2 separate regions of the Homo sapiens genome follow, and region 1 is linked to region 2. Evidence: chromatin contacts called from ENCODE Hi-C or POLR2A ChIA-PET data. All regions are on one chromosome and are shown on one strand. Each heading gives the region's core, a stretch centred on a gene start or an enhancer-like site at or near the end of the contact. The rest is flanking DNA. Distances are from core to core; before and after follow the strand shown. Region 1 overlaps FBXO34 (F-box protein 34). Region 2 overlaps TBPL2 (TATA-box binding protein like 2).

The links. A loop is a pair of places that touch in the nucleus more often than their neighbours do. ChIA-PET counts read pairs that join two places held with the same protein, here RNA polymerase II (POLR2A). Pooled maps may share reads with other maps.
Region 1: a loop to region 2 is called in a pooled map, with 3 times the contacts of the local background. The contact joins two enhancer-like sites. A Hi-C loop is called at or near these places in 6 of 50 pooled maps. POLR2A ChIA-PET finds 5 or more read pairs at or near these places in 5 of 52 experiments (CD4-positive, alpha-beta T cell, activated B cell, activated CD4-positive, alpha-beta T cell and 1 more).

The regions. Positions count from the first base shown.
Region 1 is chr14:55,332,848-55,339,772 of GRCh38, reverse strand. The region is part of intron 1 of FBXO34 (F-box protein 34); the gene reads right to left. Among named protein-coding and RNA genes, the nearest start is that of FBXO34-AS1, 64 kb to the right of the region's middle. Within about 2 kb of position 3,417, at least 5 of the 41 ENCODE cell types and tissues checked have a DNase peak (open chromatin) inside an H3K27ac peak, as active enhancers do.
Region 2 is chr14:55,424,966-55,432,095 of GRCh38, reverse strand. TBPL2 (TATA-box binding protein like 2) reads left to right here. Exons shown (of 7, transcript NM_199047.3): 5 at 3,122-3,289. It also overlaps a transcript of FBXO34 not described here. Among named protein-coding and RNA genes, the nearest start is that of TBPL2, 12 kb to the left of the region's middle. Within about 2 kb of position 1,880, at least 2 of the 41 ENCODE cell types and tissues checked have a DNase peak (open chromatin) inside an H3K27ac peak, as active enhancers do.

The sequences.
Region 1 (6,925 bases), core at 2,168-4,667, 94 kb after region 2:
GTCAACAGAAAACTAAAAAACATTGCTGCTTTGGTGCCTGTTTTTGTAGCTTACCAAGGCAAATTTAACTATTGGGGTTAAAAATGAGCATTCCAAGAGGTACTGTGAGAAATAAATCTATACTATAGATAAATCAATCATTGGGCACCAAGAGCCCAAACTGTAATGTTATCTGGTGTATTTGTCTTATCCTCCAAACACAACTATTCCTTAAGTACACAGAGGGAATCTTCATTGTTGTGTATTATTCTGCAAGAATCTGACAAAACTTGGAATTCCTAAAGCCATATAAAAAGGATAATGGCTTCGACAAAGGATACAGAGCACCTAGTTTCAAGGTAAAATTTGGGCCTTTGGAACCAGGTTAGCATAGATCCAGGATTGGGGGGGGGGGCAGGTGATTAAAGGAGCAGTTACAAGTCCTACCCTAGGGAAATTCCTGAATGTCAGTATATATTACTTAATATGGTTATGATCATATTGTACATACAATGTACTTTTTATCACAGGGAGACATTTTCCATATTACATAGTCTTCAAAACCAATATTGTAAATGTGTAAGTACCAGAATATATTTAACCATTCCCTCTAAACCTGGACATTGTAACATTTTCATGAATACTGTCTCCTATGCATTTAAGGGTATGTCCTTAGAAAATATTTCCAAAAGTGAAATTATTGAGTCAGAGTGTATTTTCACAACTGGATATATCTTGCCCAACCACTCTCCAAAGGGATAATGCTAATTTTCACTGCTACCAGCAAGACAAGCGTGCAAGTTTTATGGCAAGGATTTTGTATCTTAGAGAACTGGTTTTTTTGGGGGGTTTTTTTTGGCTTTTTTTTTTTTGTTTTTTTTTGTTTTTGAGATGGAGTCTCGCTCTGTCGCCCAGGCTGGAGTGCAGTGGCGCAATCTCAGCTCACTGCAAGCTCCGCCTCCCAGATTCACGCCATTCTCCTGCCTCAGCCTCCCGAGTAGCTGGGACTAGAGGCGCCTGCCACCATGCCCAGCTAATTTTTTGTATTTTTAGTAGATGGGGTTTCACCGTGTTAGCCAGGATGGTCTCGATCTCCTGACCTTGTGATGCACCCACCTTGGCCTCCCAAAGTGCTGGGATTACAGGCGTGAGGCACCACGCCTGGCCTGTTTTTAGGCCTAAGAAAAGAAACCAAGGTAGAGCTAGAGATAAAAGGTAAAAATGAGTAAGAGGAGAATAACTTGTTTTTATTCTAGAATAATAACAGCTCTAATACCTCTACAATGTTTACTATGTGCCAGGTACTGTTTTAAGCTCAAAATACCCATAAAACCCCAAGAAGTACATACTCTTATCTACAACTGTAGATGAAGAAACTGAATCAGAGATGGCTTAAGGAACTTACAAAGATCAAGGTCACAATACCCATAAAAGAAGTCCATACTCGCTGGCCGCAGTGGCTCATGCCTGTAATCCTAACACTTTGGGAGGCCGAGGCGGGCAGATCATGGGGTCAGGAGATCGAGACCATCCTGGCTAACACAGTGAAACCCCGTCTCTACTAAAAATACAAAAAATTAGCTGGGTGTGGTGGCACGTGCCTGTAGTCCCAGCTACCCAGGAGACTGAGGCAGGAGAATTGCTTGAATCCGGGAGGCAGAGGTTGCAGTGAGCTGAGATCGTGCCACTGCACTCCAGCCTGGGCGACAGAGCGAGACTCCATCTCAAAAAAAAAAAAAAAAAAAGAAGTACATACTCTTATCTCCAATTGTAGATGGAGAAACTGAATCAGAGGCAAGTTAAGAAACTTGCTAAGTTCGCACAGGAAGCATATCATAGAGCTCAATATGTGTGCGGTCAGGAGTCAAAGCCTACGCTCTTACCACTACACTATGCAATGAGGAAAGGAGATTCTGAAGGGCCCATGGCAGGGTACTCCTCAGCAAGCTTATCTTCAAGTGGTAAGTGGAGTATAAGATGTGTGACTGTGAAAGGAGGCAGAACTGTGGCTTCAGGTTCAATTCTGGATGCCTCAAGTTTGACACCTTACTTAAAATTAAATTCATTTGTTTATCAAATATTTAACTTCCCTCTAAGTGTCGGATATTGTGCTAGCCTGCGGCTTCAGCATGAACAAAACTGAGGAATTTCTGCCCTCAAGGCACATTTGAGAGAGATGCATCAATTCCTTAGTCTTTTCATTTCCAAATCTGTAATTTTCTAATGTATTGAAATCAACTTAGCAATAAAAGCAGCCATCATTAGAAACATTCAAGTTTTATTTTTGGCAAAAAGAGACTTCAAAAATTGAATATGATAGTCTTGAGCGGAGGCCTGAGGACGATGACATTATCAAAGAGTAAGGCTGGTACAACTATACAGAACACATGGAAGAGAACATGCACAGATATACTGTTGTGGTGTCAATTTATAACGGATTTATTTACAAAAAATTGTTCCATAGAATGAGAAATGCTAGAGAATAGAAGAAAATAGCATTAAAATATAACCATAAGCATGGACCAGGTGCAGTGGCTCATGCCTGTAATCCCAGCACTTTGGGAGGCTAAGGTGAGTGAATCCCTTGAGTTCAGGAGTTAGAGACCAGCCTGGGCAACATGGTGAGACCCTGTCTCTACTAAAAATACAAAAATTAGCCAGGCACAGTGGTGGACATCTGTGGTCCCAGCTACTCAGGAGGCTAAGGCAAGAGGATCTCGAGTCCAGGAGGTGGAGGTTGCAGTGAGCCAAGATAGTGTCATTGCACTCTAGCCTGGGCGACAGAGTGAGACTGTCTCAAAAAAAAAAAAAAAATAAAATAAAAAAAAGAGTGAAGAGACCTACCAACCAAACACACCACATAGGATTCTGAGTCAGACAGACCATAAAATAGTATATATGTGTGTGTGTGTGTGTGTGTGTGTGCGTGCATGTATATATTCTATATGTGTATAGCATTTTTTTTTTTTACATTTCTGGGAAGTTCTCAAAATGTGTGTATGCATTTTTGAGTCCTCATCTCTTACAGATACATCCTGAAATACTTTTAGATTAAATGATATAATGTCTGGGATTTCCTGCAAAATAAAATGGGAGAAAAGAAATGGTTGGGAGTATTGAGCAAACAAGACTGGCTATGAGATGATCAACTGCTGAAGCTGCATGATGGCTAAGTGGGGGGTTTCTCACTACTATTTCTGTACATAGCTAAATTTTTCCATAATTATTGGTTTTTAAAAAGGAGAACTAAACAAATGGGAGCATGTGGAAAACACTGGATGAATGAGCCTTAAAATGTTCATTATGTACATACAGTGTAGACCCACAAACTGTCCGATTTGGAGTTAGGAAACTGGAATTCAGTGGTTCCCTGGGCCAGGCAGCTCTGCAGGGACTGATCTGAAGTCCCTCCCAACTGAGCCCCAGGCTGTCTGATGCAGTTGCTCCTTCCTGGTTCAAACAACGGGCACCAACATAAGTTCTTGCCCTATTCTACACCCATTACTGAAAACTGAACAGGAAATAAATCAGAAAGCAATTTTTAAAAGATAAAAAGAAAAGGAGACAAACACATGGGAAGTATAACAATAAAAAAGAACTGAAAGACAACAGCAGTCAAGACCAATCAATCCAATTCCTAATTAAATACATATAATTTTCAGTCCCTCATTCTGTAATCTAAATGAGCAGTTTAATTAGTACCTGAATCTGCCTTGTATAAGTGCACTTAACTTTCATACTTTAAAGACATATATATATAAACATTTAAATAAATGCATAGGAAATTTTACCATTCAAAGGTATCTCATTGGAAATCCTTTTATAACAAAAATAGTCACCTCCTACATTCAGTCATGTAGGAAGGGAAAATGACAGTACTAATTTTAAAATATTAATAGTGATGTAGCCATTAATATTTTTTGAACAGTTGGCATGTAGTTATACATTGCTCTAAAGAGCTTCATTATGTATATATGGATATAAATTTCATCTTCAGGACAATTCTATGAGCTAGATATAATAATTATTCCCATTTCATAAACATGGAAACTGATTGATTAAAAGTATAATAAGCATTTTTAAATGATCAATTATACAAATGGCAGTTCATCTTATATACTAAGTACTGGGTCATTTTTTAAAATGTGCTTTATAGAGGAATTTTAAACAAAGCCAAATGCACACTCATGTAACAAACAGTCAAATAGTCAAATGAGTTGCCTAAAAGTCACCAAATTGGTTGTACAGAGGTTCCTACATACACTATACTTATTATTGTATTTTATACACCCTCTAATCCCAGTGGTTCTTCATTATCTAAAAAGAAATATAAGTCACAGATCAAAGTCAGAAGTTTGTTTTAACAGAAATGTTTCCCATTGCCCAGGAAATGGCTGAAGATAACTGAACATACACAGACTCAAGATGAACAAAAAGCCAAAGGAAAGCATTACCTACCATCAACTCCTTAAGGGCAGGATCCCAGGTATGACATTTTTATAACCCCCCTACCCCCAGGATCAAGCACAGAAGACTTTTCACATAAGAGGCACTTTTCCATAAAAAGTAAACACCACAAACTACAACTGCATTCTAGTCCCCTACATCTTCAATCTGATCTCCAAATAAAGGAGGAAATAATGCTAAGGAACTCCTTTGACTAAAAGCACCTGCCCTTCACCTGAACTCCTTTGACTTGAAAACACCTGCCCTTCACCTGCCCTCCACTCAATCCACTGCAATGGGTCAACTTAACTTGCTGGGTGGGAAACCCAGTTTGAAAAGGCAAGCCATCCCACTCTGGGGACCATTTCATAAACCCTATTCCCCAAATCCCACTATACCTCCCACAAGGAAGAGTTTGTTCTACCACAAAACTACCTTATTTCTCTAGAAGTCTGACCATCTTGTCACCAATGGATGAAAACTCAGCGCAGCAGTGGTCAATCTTTTTTGGATGCTGGACCCTTCCGAACATGTGAGAAAAGGTCTAAGTTCTCTGCCACCCAAAAATACCAAAGCACATACATAAGTGATTTTGGTAGGATTTTGGGGAAAGCTCCAGGGCTCCTGATGAAGAGCTTCCGCCTGAGTTCCTCTAACTTGCCCTTCATGTTCACAGTGGCCTGATCCTGTCAATTTTACTTTTCCTCTCTGCTTTGTGAGCATCTTTATCATGCTTTACCCACTGCAACTACTGAAACCACTTCTCCAACTGGCTCCTCGTTGCCCAGATCACATCTACTGCCCCACCCCCACCCCATCAATATTACCCAATGGCTACTAACTACATGCCTCCGTTGAATTCCCAGAACTGTGCCTTCCCAGTTTCTACCCTGGGACACTTCCCAGGTTCTACCCTGTCTTCAAGATAGAAGTAATCTTATTCTTTTCTGTGTCCATCACAGGGCACACAGCACAGTGCCCTGTACATGTAAGTACTCATTAGAGTGAATGTGCATCAAACCCTAAGGACTTAAACCAGCCAGTCAGCAAGCATCTCATAACTGGAAGTTTATGAGTCTGACTAATCAACCCTTGAGCAGCCCATGAACTTAATGCAATTAAGCAGCTCCACCTGATTAGCGCCCTGCTTTCTCTGAGATGAGCGGTGGAAAAGGTGGAGAAAAAGAGGCCACTCTTCATCTTGGTTACTGTTCTGCAAAGCACAACAGGCTCTGGCTTGTGTAGCAGCTTTTTTCCAGCACTCTATTTACTAAAACATTCCTATGTAATCAGATTTTAAGGAAAATTCTACTCAGCAGCCATGTGTAAACAAACACTTCCACAATAAAGTTATTTAACTTAATACTATCAGTTTAACTAGAATAAAAACAACTTTCATGTTGTTAATAACCTCCAGGACGGAACAATCTAGACACGCAGGCATTCAGCTATGAGTTAGGTGACCTCCCTCTCATTTTCAAAGCACCAAACCACATCCTTTAAATACTAAAATATACAGACACTAAGTCCCAACAAGAAACACTATAAAGTCTCCCCATGAGTCTTTACTACATTAAACACAGCTGTCTAATAGGGTCATGTTTACATAGATTTAAAAAAAAAAAGCCACCCCAGCATTAGCACTAACAAAATTCCTGATAAAAAAGACTCCTACACACCCAAACTAGAAAGGAACAGGACACCAACAAGCTTAAAAATACTTCTATCTTTAAGGTTTATGTTATAAAAACATAATTAAACTATATCCTGTTAAGTTTACATTTTGGTTATTTCTGTGTAACAGTTTTTATATATTTTTAAGAGCCACAAGGTTTTATTAATTACTTCAATAGGAAACTCACTTCCCTGGTTCTAGATTGTCAAGTATGCACAGTTCACACCCAGAACCATTAGGTACTTCAATTATTAACAAACCAAACCACAAAGGAGAATCTGATACCCAAGATCAGATTTTAGTGCTGGGTTATTAGATGGTAAAACTAGAGCACAGCAAACAGCAAAACCAAGAGGGTCGAAGTAAAGGGGAATGTGGTAATAGTCAGAAATTATACAAAACTCCCTCAACAAAAATTTCTGAGAGTAAGCTTATTCTCACTTTCCTGTTACCAATCTTAGAGACAACTAATAGTACAAATAAAGAACAGTAATCATTCCAGCAGTAACCACAGACTGCTGGGATTTGTGTCTTGTGGGTCCAGCTTTTTCCTTCTCCCTCAAAGCAGGAGGCAAGGTCACCTTGTAGCTAACAATAGCCCACTAGAAAGAGAAAACACGCACATCTTCCCTAAACATAACAGCACCTGAGCTGGAAGGAATGTTTTAAATCGACAAAGTATTTTCACAAACATCTCATTTGGCCCTCTTTCTGTTCCCAAATTCACCTGCATCTTGGGGCTAATGCGCCAGCTGATCAATCCTTCTCCCCAGTCTCTGTCCGCTAGTGGCTCTCATGTCACCACAAACAGTGCCTCGTACCCCT
Region 2 (7,130 bases), core at 631-3,130:
TGAAGGGTATACTCATTTTATCCCATTTTTTTCTTTGTTTTCTACATTTGGCTTTGCCCTTAAGGCATTTGTGCACAGTATTATACAAATATTGACTTTCATATATTTTTTGGTCTTTTTCAGGTCCTGCTTTGTGATAGGAAAAGGATAGCTGGTATTTTGATTCACTTAGAGCTTTCTCTAGATGGAAATGTTCTATATCTGCACTGTTTAATGCAATGATATAGCCACTAGTCAGATGTGGCTACTGAGCACTTGAAATACAGCTAATACAACTGAGGGACTGAATTTATATTAATTGGACAGAGCAGATCTAGAATTTTGTTTCAATGTAAGATAATTATTTTTCCCAAATGATCAGTCGGTACTCAGATACATTTATTGAAGGATCCATTGTTACTACATTTCCCCCAATCTGTTTTTACATATTAAGTTCTTCACATGTGTCTGAGTACATTGCTGGACTTTCTCTTATGTTGATCCCAGGAATCTCCATTTTAAAGTGATTATTGGACAGTTGTGCAAGATGTCTGTAATAATGTTCATTTCAGCAATAGAACAGGGAAAACCTAATTAATAATAGGGTTTCAATTTGAAGTCATAAAGTAAAATTGTATTAGCCATATAGTACACATACTGAGCTGAAAGGATGGTCACATTGTATTAAGTTGGATTGCAGAGGGAGAAGTAAGCAGCTAAATGGTGTTTGTTATCCAACTTTCATTGTAAAATATGCTCATGTTACACATATTACACACATTCATGAGTGTCTTTTCTTATCTGAATTTATTCCTAAAATCTGATAGTGAAAGTTTGGATAATGAGTTCAGATAATAAGAGATACTTTTTATCCAAATATATTTGGTTTTGAAGTTTTGGATAGTGAGTTGTGAGAATTTAGTTAATAAGAGGTGCCAGTATTATCTCCACATTTTATCCAAACCTATTCTCTTTTGTTGTAACAGCAAGAGTATGAGGGATACCTGTGTTTGCGTAGGAAAAGTGCAGAAGATCAAATTTAGGTAGTTAACACCAGTATGGGTGAGATTTTAAGATTTTTAAACTACTTTCTAATGTTTGTACAATGAACATGTATATAGACTTTCAACTATTAGTTGTTTCAATAGAAACTTCTGTGTCCTTAGAATATCACAGCTGATATCCCAAGAAACTACAGGACTATGCAAACTTGAACAAATTTGAACTTATTTACATTACGGGAAATGTAATAGATTAGTTAGGCAAAATGTAGTTCAAAATGGAAACAGTTTATTTTACTGCTAACCTGGGGACATGGCCTTGCTAAGGACATTTCAAGAGTGAGAAGTGGGTGAAGAGAGCCAAGGGCAGTGCTGTGCAGCTGTAGTCAATCTAGTGAGTAGATACCAGATCAACAGATGGCCATGTGCAGTGGCTCACACCTGTAACCTCAGTACTTGGGGAGGCTGAGGTTGGGAGGGTCACTTGAGTCCTGGAGTTTGAGCCCAGCCTGGGCAAGACAGCAAGACCCTGTCTCTATAAAAATTTAGGCAGGTGTGGTGGTGCATGCCCCTGCAGGCTACTTAGGAGGCTGAGGCAGGAGGATCACTTAAGGCCAGAAGTTCAAGGCTGCAGTGAGCTATGATCATGCCACTGCACTCCAGCCTGGGTAACAGAGCAAAAACCCAATCTCTTTTTTTTTTTTTTTTTTTTTTTTTAAAGTGGGTGAGGAGAATCAACATTAAATGAGGTGACACATGTATGTAGTAACGAATACCCAAGAGGGGGCAGTGTTGGTGAAGGATCTGGATAAGAGAATCAAACACTTGCTTTAGTCCAGGCAAACAAGTTCAAACTGGCTTTTCTTTCAGGTGTTTCTGATTTACAGCCTAAAAATAGGGCCAAACCCATGAGGGGGGTGGAATTCACCTGATTCACCCTGCAGGTGTTGCTACCTACTGTTTTGTTTTGTCACTAACAGTTGAAAAATACCTAAGGAGAAATGAAGCCTCACCTCTCAGGACTCCACAGGCTCTGCTATGAATTTAGGGGTGCAGCAGGACAGACACTTAAAGGACATAGCCACAGAGTAGGACAAATTCCTGTCCTTCTTGTGTTGAGTTTGAATTGAATTGAAGATTGGGTGAGAAAGCCGAGCAAAACAAGGGGGGTTTTGAGGTATTTTCATGTGGTTGTTTTGGACAGTGTGTCCAATAAAGACTCAAGAACTGATACCTTGTCTGTGCCACTCAATCAGCACATATCTTACCTCCTTATATGCGATTTTTTTTTGTATGCATGTGTCCTTATTTTTTCTTGTTGTTTTCTTTTTTTTTTTTTTTTTTTTTTTGAGACGGAGTTTCACTCTTGTTGCCTAGGCTGGAGTGCAATGGCGCGATCTCAGCTCACTGCAACCTCTGCCTCCCAGGTTCAAGTGATTCTCCTGCCTCAGCCTCCTGAGTAGCTGGGATTACAGGTGCCCGCCACCATGTCCAGCTAATTTTTTTGTATTTTTAGTAGAGACAGCGTTTCATCATGTTGGCCAGGCCGGTCTCGAGCTACTGTCCTCAGGTGAGCTGCCTGCCTCAGCCTCCCAAAGTGCTGGGATTACAGGCGTGAGCCACTGTGCCCAGCCATTGTTCTCTTCTAAATGGGACATACTTTGAGACTGGATGAATGGTTCCCAAACTGCAGTGAGCAGCACAGTTACCTAGAGGGCTTGTTAAAAGACAGATTGCTCGGCCCCACCCCCAGAGTTTCTGCATGTCTGAGGTGGAACCTGGGACTTTGCATTTCTAACAAGTTCCCAGGTGAAGCTGCTGGTCTGGGGACACACTTTGCGAATCCTTGGAATCGTTTTAGCAAATAACACCCAAGTAAAAGTAAAAGTACTTCATATATGAAAGGTGACAAATGAAGACAAAAATTTATGATTCTGTTCAACAGCTGTACAATTTTACAAGACCTTTTATAAGGTGCTAGGGACGAAAGTATGGGAAGTAAGTCCTCCTCACAAAGCCTACAGCTTCATAGTATACATTGAAAGATAAACGTGGTACAAATGGTAACAATCCAATACAACACCAGTAGTTGAGAGGATGTAGCGATTAAGACATCTTTAAACATATTTGCCCCTCCCCAGTGAAGAGCAGTCTCGACTTGCAGCAAGAAAATATGCTCGTGTGGTGCAGAAGCTTGGGTTCCCTGCCAGATTCCTCGATTTTAAAATTCAGAACATGGTTGGAAGCTGTGATGTGAGATTTCCCATCAGGCTGGAAGGTTTGGTGCTAACCCATCAGCAGTTCAGTAGGTATGACGGTTATATAGCTTGAACTTTGAATTTACCAAGATATTTAAGTTACATTATGGGTTGCTTACGTAAAGTATCTTTCAGAGAAATTGTGATTAAAAAAAAAAAGGCGGGGGACACAATAGTGAAAAGATTAAGATGCTATGCCTGAGTTCTCATAGGTTACCACATGTGCCCAGTCTTTTGAAACCATGGTTCTTAAACTTACATTGCTTAGCAATCACTTAGCTTATTAAAGCACACATCTCTGGCTGGGTTTCTTCACCAGAGATTTTGCTAGAATTTGTGTTTCTAAAAAGCTCAAAGGTGATGACAGTGCTACTGGTCAGAGGCCCACACATTGAGATCCAGTAATCTACAGATTTGTAAGCATACAAACGTAGCTTGGCAATGACACTGGCAAGATAAGGCATGTGTTGGGAGGCCGAGGCAGGCGGATCACGAGGTCAGGAGATCGAGACCATCCTGGCTAACACGGTGAAACCCTGTCTCTACTAAAAATACAAAAAATTAGCCGGGCGTGGCAGCGGGCGCCTGTAGTCCCAGCTACTCGGGAGGCTGAGGCAGAAGAATGGCCAGAACCCAGGAGGTGGAGCTTGCAGTGAGCCGACCTCGCGCCACTGGACTCCAGCCTGGGCGACAGAGCGAGACTCCGTCTCAAAAAAAAAAAAAAAAAAAAAAAAAAAAGATAAGGCATGTGAAATGGACTAGGCCGGTAGGAAGGGGCTTGACAGCTGGTGAGGGGAGAATGGATTGGGGAGAAGATGAAAAAAGAATGCTGTAGCACGTTCTATGAAAGCAATCCTGGGAGGCTGAGGCAGGAGAATGGCGTGAACCCGGGAGACGGAGCTTGCAGTGAGAGATCGCGCCACTGCACTCCAGCCCGGGCCACAGCCAGACTCCGTCTCAAAAAAAAAAAAAAAAAAGCAATCCTAACTAGTTTGTCCCCTATCTGTGTGTGTGTGTGTGTGTGTATATAGCTGCAGCCCGCAACACAATGTTGCCTGTAGTATATTCCTTTTCCTAGGGAATATCTCTAGCCTTCCTGACTTCAGACTTCCCGTCTCAACAGCTAGTGCTCCTCCCCCGCCCCCAGCCGTTTTGGTGGCTCTCCCATCCCAGGCCCTCAGAGAGCAGGGATGGAGGGTGACTCATGGACACCAAACCCCTTGACTCACCAAGATATACACCTGGGCTAGGGCACTTGGCCTGGGTTAATCACAGATGCTCTTAAATTCTCTTGGCCAAGCTGGAACTGAAGTTCTTTCATTCCAACGCCTTATCTTCTCTTGGCCATCGAATGATTATCCCGTCAATAGAGTAGATAGGGATCATATTGCTGTGCTTTCCCTAACATTTGTTAGCTTTCCTTTCAGATATGATCTGAATGGAAGTTAAAAATTCCTTTTTCTTCTAAAATATTTTCATTCATTCTGAGATTCAGCTTTTATGATATGCTTATTTTTCTTTTGACATGTTTATTTTTCTCTTGATTATGTTTTCTTTTTTCTTCAGTTTTTTCACTGTATGCTATTGAATGCCTAAATATACCCCATTTTTTAAAAATCTGAGCTCCCTATAAAGTCCTCCCATTCCCCCATGTAAGACATGTTGCCTCTTTAGGTATCTTTCTTCCTTCAATCTTGGCATAATTTGCAGATTTCCTAATAAAGCCTGTTTCTAAGAGTCTCCCAGTGCTTAAGTTGTCTTATCTTCCAGACTCTCAAGTCACGAGCCTCCAGCCTATCTTTCTCTGAATCGGCTTAGTGTACATCTGCAAGAGCTCTGCCCGAACTCTAAGGTTGTGTCTACATTAGACTTAGCATTCCCTTCTGGCCATTCAGGGCTCGAAAATGATGTGTGTGGTTCTTCCCAAGTGTCCATTCATTTCTTTTTCACCAGCATCTTCCTTGCAGAGCAGATCTAAGTCTAGAATAGGTGCCCCTTGTTATTACTACCAGCTTCTGGAAGGGTTGCCAGTAAGGCGCAGTGAGAATACATCAGACGGAGTGGGCCCATCCCTGTTCTATCTTCCTCCTGGGACAGTTTTATGATCTCAGTCATCTTTTCTTTTCTTTTCTTTTTTTTTTTTTAATCTGGCCAGGAAGCTTGCTTTGTATTCCCACAACTTTCTATTTCTAGTCTCATTCTTGCCTCCCCCTCATCCTCTCCATTCGGCTGTCAGCCTCAGGTTATGGATTACAACTCCAGAGTGTGTATTCTTGACACTGGGAACATTAAAAACACCTCTTAGAAGATTTGAATTTTTAACATGAGGCCTCTCTAATTGTCTGTAGCTCTGTGGGGAACCATGCTACATAATCAGTTATAATTATCAGGCCAAATTTGCCTTGTGTTAAACCCCTAAGGTCATTCAGTTTCCCAGGTTCTGCAAATTTGTATGTCAACATTTAATAATACAAGTATCTCCTTTTGTTACCAGGCACTTTCTCTGGTAATCTTTCTATGACATAATCATTTCCACAGTTGTCAATGAGAATTTTTCCCTCTTTATTTTATTTATTTATTTTTTTTTTTTGAGATGGAGTTTTGCTCTTTTGCCCAGGCTGGAGTGAAGTGGCATGATTTCAGCTCACTGCAACCTCCACCCCCCAGGGTTCAAGTGATTCTCCTGCCTCAGCCTCCTGAGTAGCTGGTATTATAGGCACCCACCACCACACCCGGCTAATTTTTGTATTTTTAGTAGAGACGAGGTTTTACCATATTGGCCAGGCTGGTCTTGAACTCCTGACCTCAGGCGATCCACCCACCTCGACTTCCCAAGTACTAGGATTACAGGTGTGAGCCACCGCACCCGGCCCCCTCTTTAATTTTTAATTCAAAGGTATCCTGATATAAATACTTGCTATATGAATAAGATCTAGGTGACTACCATGTAGCAGATGCTAGGATGATAATGGCAAGCAATATAGCTATAGTCCCTTGCCCACATAGAGATCACTGTCTAAAAGAAAAGATGGACAAGTCAATGACAGTAATGAAACATGGTGACTGTGAAGGTAAGGCCCTTCAGGGGCTATGAGACCATAAAGCAGGGTCTTTAATGTAATTGGGGGTGGGTAGAGATCAAGGAAGATTTTCTTGGGGAAGTAACATTTAAAATGAGACTTGAAGGATGGGTCAAAGTTGGGTTGGCCAAGAAATTGGCAGGTGTTCGATATTCTCAATCTTTGTGAAATGTTCTCCATCCCTAACCAAAACCACTCTCTTTCTCTGCCTCAGCCTTCTTTTGGAATGAGGCAGAGAATAAATAAAATGAAGTATATTCCTAATTGGGAGCACATTATACTGGTAATCTTAAAACCATGGTTCTAAAAGCTAAATGCAGTTCAATATCATTTACATACCAAAGTTTTTGTTTTCTCTTTTCTAAGTCTTAAAATTTAGCTGGAAGATCAAATGGAAATCTTCTTTTTGTGTCTCCAGCCTTCATTTTCTTGGCCTGGATCTCATAGCCCTGGAGGGTTTTTCAGGGCTCCCCCTAGTGTCATGGTCTCCCCAGTGTTGGGAAGTGGTTAGTGGGAGAAAGTCTTGACAGGCTCCCTGCAGTAAGACAGAGTGATGTTCCAGAAGACAGTTCCACCCACAATGACCTCCTATACTTGAGATGGGCAAGACTCACTTCAAGATGCGCCTTTCTGGAGCCAGTAAAAGGTTCCACATCTGCTGTTGTTTTTGGGTCTTGTTCATTGCTGAACTGAATGGAGCTTTTCCATGCAGTCTGGATTCACCCTTTAAGTGCAAAGATGCTAGTGTTCCATTGCTTGGATGTCTTTTTTTCTTATATTTCTTGTCCATTAGCCACTGCTTTGAGAATAGT